Linked DNA regions of Homo sapiens: region 2 is linked to region 1. A link is a contact called in ENCODE Hi-C or POLR2A ChIA-PET data. All regions are on one chromosome and are shown on one strand. The core of a region is the stretch at or near the end of the contact, and the rest is flanking DNA. Distances in the headings are between cores, read along the strand shown. Region 1 holds the start of SRPK1 (SRSF protein kinase 1). Region 2 holds the start of MTCH1 (mitochondrial carrier 1).

What was found. Hi-C counts contacts between places; a loop is a spot of excess contacts on that map. ChIA-PET counts read pairs that join two places held with the same protein, here RNA polymerase II (POLR2A). Pooled maps may share reads with other maps.
Region 2: a loop to region 1 is called in a map of CD8-positive, alpha-beta T cell, with 16 times the contacts of the local background. The contact joins the promoter of MTCH1 here to the promoter of SRPK1 in region 1. A Hi-C loop is called at or near these places in 3 of 168 maps with a recorded cell type or tissue (CD4-positive, alpha-beta T cell and CD8-positive, alpha-beta T cell), 2 of 37 single-sample maps with no recorded cell type and 6 of 50 pooled maps. POLR2A ChIA-PET finds 5 or more read pairs at or near these places in 1 of 52 experiments (HEK293).

Annotation. Positions count from the first base shown.
Region 1 is chr6:35,919,705-35,922,585 of GRCh38, forward strand. It overlaps SRPK1 (SRSF protein kinase 1), which reads right to left and starts at 1,394. Exons shown (of 16, transcript NM_003137.5): 1 at 1,340-1,394; 2 at 764-824. The coding sequence starts at 1,352. RefSeq lists silencers at 1,057-1,646, 1,677-1,736.
Region 2 is chr6:36,984,691-36,987,571 of GRCh38, forward strand. It overlaps MTCH1 (mitochondrial carrier 1), which reads right to left and starts at 1,506. Exons shown (of 12, transcript NM_001271641.2): 1 at 1,163-1,506. The coding sequence starts at 1,483. RefSeq lists enhancers at 1,060-1,782, 1,901-2,110 and a silencer at 1,221-1,810.

The DNA.
Region 1 (2,881 bases), core at 144-2,643:
GATAGCACTAAACTACTGTTATGCATCCTACTGATAAAACTGGACATGTGGCGCTTAATACGCCAAACCAGAATCATCAATGTTTGTTAAAGAACTCTCCCGTTACTATTGTGATGTCCACTCCGGAAGATTATCTGCATCTGGTTGAGGTTTAGACAGAAGAGAAGCAGTTAACAGACACCGACTGTATACACAGCGGTCTGCCGGCACACTGCAAAAAAGCCGATACGCCTTACAGGCTCAGGAAGTTGACTAACCCAGGGAAAAGCCCCATGCCCTCCTCTATGAAAGGGAGTGTGTGGTTGGTAGAACCCAAAGTAAACACGGAAAAATTCATTCAAGAATTTCCTTAAGGCCTACCGTGAAGACGTCGGAGGCAAGTTAAGACGTTGGGGAGCAGGTAAGAGAGACCAGAGTTCAGAAACAGACCGATAATGATCTACCAGCTCCGGTGGGGAGGTCCAAGCTAGGGGAGTTTGTGCCTCCTCTGTGGAGTTGGGGAGGAAAGGTACCGGGCGGGCTCTGGTCCTCCTCCGACAGCCCTTTCCAGCAGGCCCGGGGCTGCTAAGACCCAGGCCTGGCGTTGAGCAACAGCAGCTCTCTTCCACATGGTTGCTGGAGAGCGACCCTCCGAGCTGCCCCGAGGCCATGTGGCTGCAGCCACAGGGTGCCCAAACCCGGTGCACGTTCAAGACGTGAAACCAGAGCAGAGAAGGTGCCGGAGGAAAATCCAAAGAATGGGATGTTGGGGTACAAGACTCACTTCCTTTGGGCTTTGTCCTTCTTGGCCTTGGTCCTTTTCTTTCGGGCCTGGAGCGCAAGCACTGCAGGAGAGAGGGATGGATGAAGGGCGAATGTGGAGGAAAGGAGGCGACCAAGGTGAGGGTGGAGACCCAGCAGGGGCGCCAGGCCCGGCTGCGGGGCCTGCCTCGGGGGCGGCTGCGGGCTCCGGCGAGGCGGCCGGCCGTGGGGCTGGCGGCCCACGGGGCGCAGAGCAGCGCCCGGGCGGGATGCGCCGGAGGGGTCTCAGGCCGGGTCAGGGGGCGGGCGGGTGGGGGTCTGCGTCGCCCGCCAAGGGCCGGGCCCTGGAGTGGCCCCAAGGCGCGAGCCGGCCTGGCGGGGAACAAGGGGCGGCTACGGCCGGCGCCAGAGGACGCCCGGACTGAGGGGCGCGGACCCGCAGCCCAGAGGCAGGGGGTGTGGGGCGGCGCCACCTCAGTGGAGGGGCGCCGCACGTCCGGGAACCGAACCGCGGCAGTTAAGCGAAGCTCCCGGCGCTGACCCGGGCCTCGCCCCGGCGACCATTGCCCCTCGTGGCGGAGGCCGCTCCACCGCTCACCTTTCCGCTCCATGGTGAGACCGGTAATCGCCAGGCGCCTGCGCACTCGAGTGGCGGCGACTCCCGCTCCCGCCGCGGCCCAAAACCGAGCCCGCTCACACTCCGCCCTCAGTCCCGCCCCACCCCCGCCCCACGATGCCGCGCGCTTGCGCGTTGGGCGCGGAGCCTACCACCTGCTCCCGAGGAGGGGGCGGCAAGGAGAGGGAGGGGGCGCAGCGGGGAGGAACGCCGGGGTGAACGTTGAAGGAGTGTTAGAGATCCAAGCTTGGAAACCTGGCAAGGTTAGTTTTGTTCTATTTGTTTAGAAAAGGCGCAGAGAGCGGCAGGGCTCTCTGCATGCTGCTGAGTCAGAGCTTCGGAGGCAACTGGGATCTGCCTCAGTTTCCTGGCCTGTAAAATGGATTAATCAGGCATGTCCCAGTTTCTCCTTCCCTGAGCTATTGTGAGCCCAGTTGAGATACTATTTAAAGAAAATGGAAAAAAATTACATGTGAGAAAGAAAAGGGAGTGGGAGCAACACAAAAAGACTGGAAGGAAAGAACCTGTGACCCTATTATCACTTGAAAAGTAAAAACTTCAAAAGTGAATTTTCTCTTGAAATTTCAAGTTTAAGTGAAAGCTGTAAAGGAAAGAAGGGGAAATGAGAATAAAAACGTTTAATGTTTTCTTATTCTACCACCTTCAATACATGATAAAGCTGTCTTGTTTATAAGTTTTTTTTGTTTTTATTTTCTAAGTGCATTATCTCATTTGATGTTTATGGCAACTTAAAGGCAAAATAGTTATTACTTCCATTACACAAAGACACTAAACTTAAGAGGGCCTGCCTATATGTTCAGAATCTTGGTGTACGACCCAGTTATTTAATCATGAAGCCCTTATTGTATAGCAGGCTCAGCAAAGTTTTTCTTTGGGCCGTACAGTAAATATTTAGGCTTTGTGGACCATAAGATCTCTTTCTCAGCTACTCAACTCTGCCATTGGAGCTCAAAAGCAGTCATAGAAAATATGGGCTGTGTTCCTATAAAGATTTATGTATGGACACTGAAATTTGAATTTCATATAATTTTCACGTCATAAAATGTTCTTCTATTGATTTAAACATGGTCTTTGTTAGGTTTTGAAGGGAAGGTGAGGGTTAAAGAAAGACAGAGAGAGCAGTCTTGCTCTGCTGCCTAGGCCGGAGTACAGTGGCATGATCTCGGCTCACTGCAGCCTGGACATCCAGGGCTCAAGTGATCCTCCCACCTCAGCCTCCCAAGGTGCTGGAATTACAGGTGTGAGCCACTGAGCCAGGCCCTTTTGATCTTTTTTCAACCGTTTCAACGGTTATTCTTATTTCAGATCTTAGTTTACCAACCCATGTTGTAAAGTACCGCAGCTGGACAGAGTGGAAGCTCTGAAGACCTTTGCTCTGAACAAGTAATTGAGAAGGGAAGATGAGAGGGCAATAGTACAGCACAAGTCAAGCATGGGGGCTTTGGCAGAACTTATTGAGCAAAGTAAGTAATTAAGCCCATCCAGAGAAGGCAGTTTTTGAGC
Region 2 (2,881 bases), core at 256-2,755, 1.1 Mb after region 1:
ACCTCCACACGCCCTTCATTCCAGCTCACTCCTCAAGCAGCACACTTCATCTGTACCGCATTGCTGGCCACCACCAAATCTGCCAAGTGCCTATGCATCCCTCTGTTCCAGAGACATCCCTACCTCGGTCTCAATTTCTGGTAGTCCCTACCTATCCTGCCACCTATGTCTCCACTGTCCCTTCTGCCCAATTTCAATACTCCCGTGCCCCTTCTCCTCATCTGCCCAGATACAAGCACTGTGATTCCTCTCTCTGACCCCAACTATGACTTCCATTTCCTCCTCCAAATGCGTCATCCCCCTTCCCCGCTTAAAGCCTCCTCCTAGCTCCCCTCTCTAGACAAATCGCTGCCACTCCCCTCCCCCAATGCTGGCCCTATCTGTTCCCCTCCCCCCATACGCGTCACCCTGTCCCCTCCTCCTACCAAATCCGTCGTCGCCATCAAATCCAGAGCCCCCATCTCCGGTAAACCGATAGCATTCCCCTGCAAAAGTCTTTGCCTTCGCACTCTCCCACCAAATTAAATCACAATGCAACCCAAGACCTCCGTCTCCTCTGTCCACCCCCAGTCTGGTGTCCTTCTTTCCCTCCTAAATTTCTGGCCCTGGCGCCCACTTTGTCCCCACCCCAAGACGTTTTAAATCCATCTCTATCAAATCCAGAGCCTCCGTTCCCCTCTACCCCAATTATGTGCTCCTCATTCTCTAAACACTTTGCCTGGGCCCCCAACCTTCCTCCCCATCTCTTCACCCAAACTTCTTGCCCCTCCCCCAATTCTATTGCTTCTTCCCTCGCCCCAAATTCGCTCCCTTCCCTATCCCAAGTCCATCGTCCCCACTCCTTTATCTCCCAAATATGTTTTTCCAGCCCATCGCTCCCTCCTTGGCACTCCCCCAAATCGCTTGTTCCTTCCACCCTCTCCCGTATCTGTTATTACTCTAACCCCTTGGTCTCCTTTCTGTATCCTAAAACCCGTGACCCCTGCGTTCCCAACTCCCTCACGGCTTCCCTCCCATCCCACCCACTCGGCCCCCCAAACCCGCCGTCCCCACCCCTCTCCCCAAATCCGTCGCCATTGACTGCCCGCCCCAATCCTCCAAATCCTGGCCTGTCACCTTCACATCAGCCTCCCATCTCCCTACGGCGCCTCTGGTCCCCCACCTGGATGAGCAGCTTCACGTAGAGCAGGGGATGGCTGAGCGCCGTCACGCCCGCGCCCAGTGCCACGAAAAGAGCCTCAGTGGTCGGGGCGTTGTCCCCAGACCCCAGGCCCCCTGACCCGCCATCCATCCTGCGGGCCGAGGGCTGAGCCGCAGGCCGAGGGTGGCGAGGATGTGCGCGGTGCGCGGGCGGTGGATCGCGAGCTCGAGCCTCGACCCCCGCCGCCGCTCCGCCGCGAGCTCCGGCTCCAGCTCCGGCTCCCGCCATCCCCGCGGCACCGCCGCGAGCCCAGGGCGCCACTTCCGGGTCCGAAGCTCCCATGGCGCCCGGCGGCGAGGTCACTCCCCGTCACGTGACGGGGCCACGCCCCCTCACCGGCGTCAGGGGGCGGGGCCGGGGCGCACCACTCCAGGCCGCGGGGGAGCTCGGGAGCGTGGTGCGGCGGGTGGGACACGCCGGATGTGGCTCCCCGGCCGGTTGGAGGCCTAGCAGGACACTGGGCTGCGGGCCGGGGGTCAATGGTGGCGGGCAGCCGGGGCCCCGGGCTCGGGAGCTGTGGCGGCAGCCGCAGGCCGGGGCGCTCCCCCGGGATGCCCAGAGCACGCGGGGGCGGGGTTCGGCGCCTCTGGCTGCCAGACGTCCCCAATATGGTCTGAGGCGCTTCCAAGCCACCTCCCTGGCTTCGGGAGTTTTCTCTGCAGTTCTCTGCCCGCCCCTTTGCGGCCCAGATCCCAGTCGCCGCGGCCTGCGTGGAACTCTGCGCGAGCTGAATCTCCTGCTGCAGGACGAGCCCCGACCCCGAGCCCGATCCCCTCCGCGGTCCCAGCCTCTTTGTCCGATCGCATTTTCCATCTCCTCTGCCAGGAATGCTCTCCCAACCAGAGCAAATCCAGATGTCCCCTCGGCGACTGTGGGCACCCTCCCCAGCTGTGGAGCCTTCGCACGCCTTCCTCAGAGTCCGTGGTTGTAAAATTTGTTTTGCTCTAAAGTATTTGACTGTCTCCCTCACTAGATCCTGAGGGTTTTAGTGAGTGCCTCAGTGTGAGCACATGCAGGCACTGCTAGGCGCCTGTAGTTGATTCTTAGTTAATACAAGTGAATAATCACAACTAGACCTTAAATTGCAGGGACTATGTGACAGGCACTTTTTAAAATGCTTTATACGTGTTGATTTAAGTGTAATCGTCACAAGAACCCTGCGAGGAAGATAGGACAGCAAGTGCCCTGTTCCTGTTTGTAAACGTGCCCGACACTCTGCAACAACACCTACAACAGAACCGTGCTAGTTTTGGGGGTTCGCAATAAAAGTTTCTGTTTGAACGGATCCTAGAGTGTGCAGGGACACAGCAATGGAAGACCTGGTCCCTTTGTCTGTACTTAGTCTATAGCCAGTTCATTGTGAGAAATTTCTTTAGATCGACACCTGCCACTGTTAGTCCGGGTTTCCCAGTCTGTCCTTTCTAACTCCCTTCCTGCCTTACCCCCTAAAAAGCTACCTCCCCTCTTCCCACTCCTGATAATGAACACTATGTACTTTCCACGTTCAAAGCATGCCACACTCCCTCTCTCCCTCACCTTGGCCTCCCTAACCCAGGCTTGTCCTAGTGAAATCACTTGCAAAGCCTGCTAACCCTTTCAACTTGCTGTGTTTTCTCCATCAAACACAATTTTCATCAAACATCCCCCAGGAGCACCTTAAATGACTTCCTTTTGCCTAGG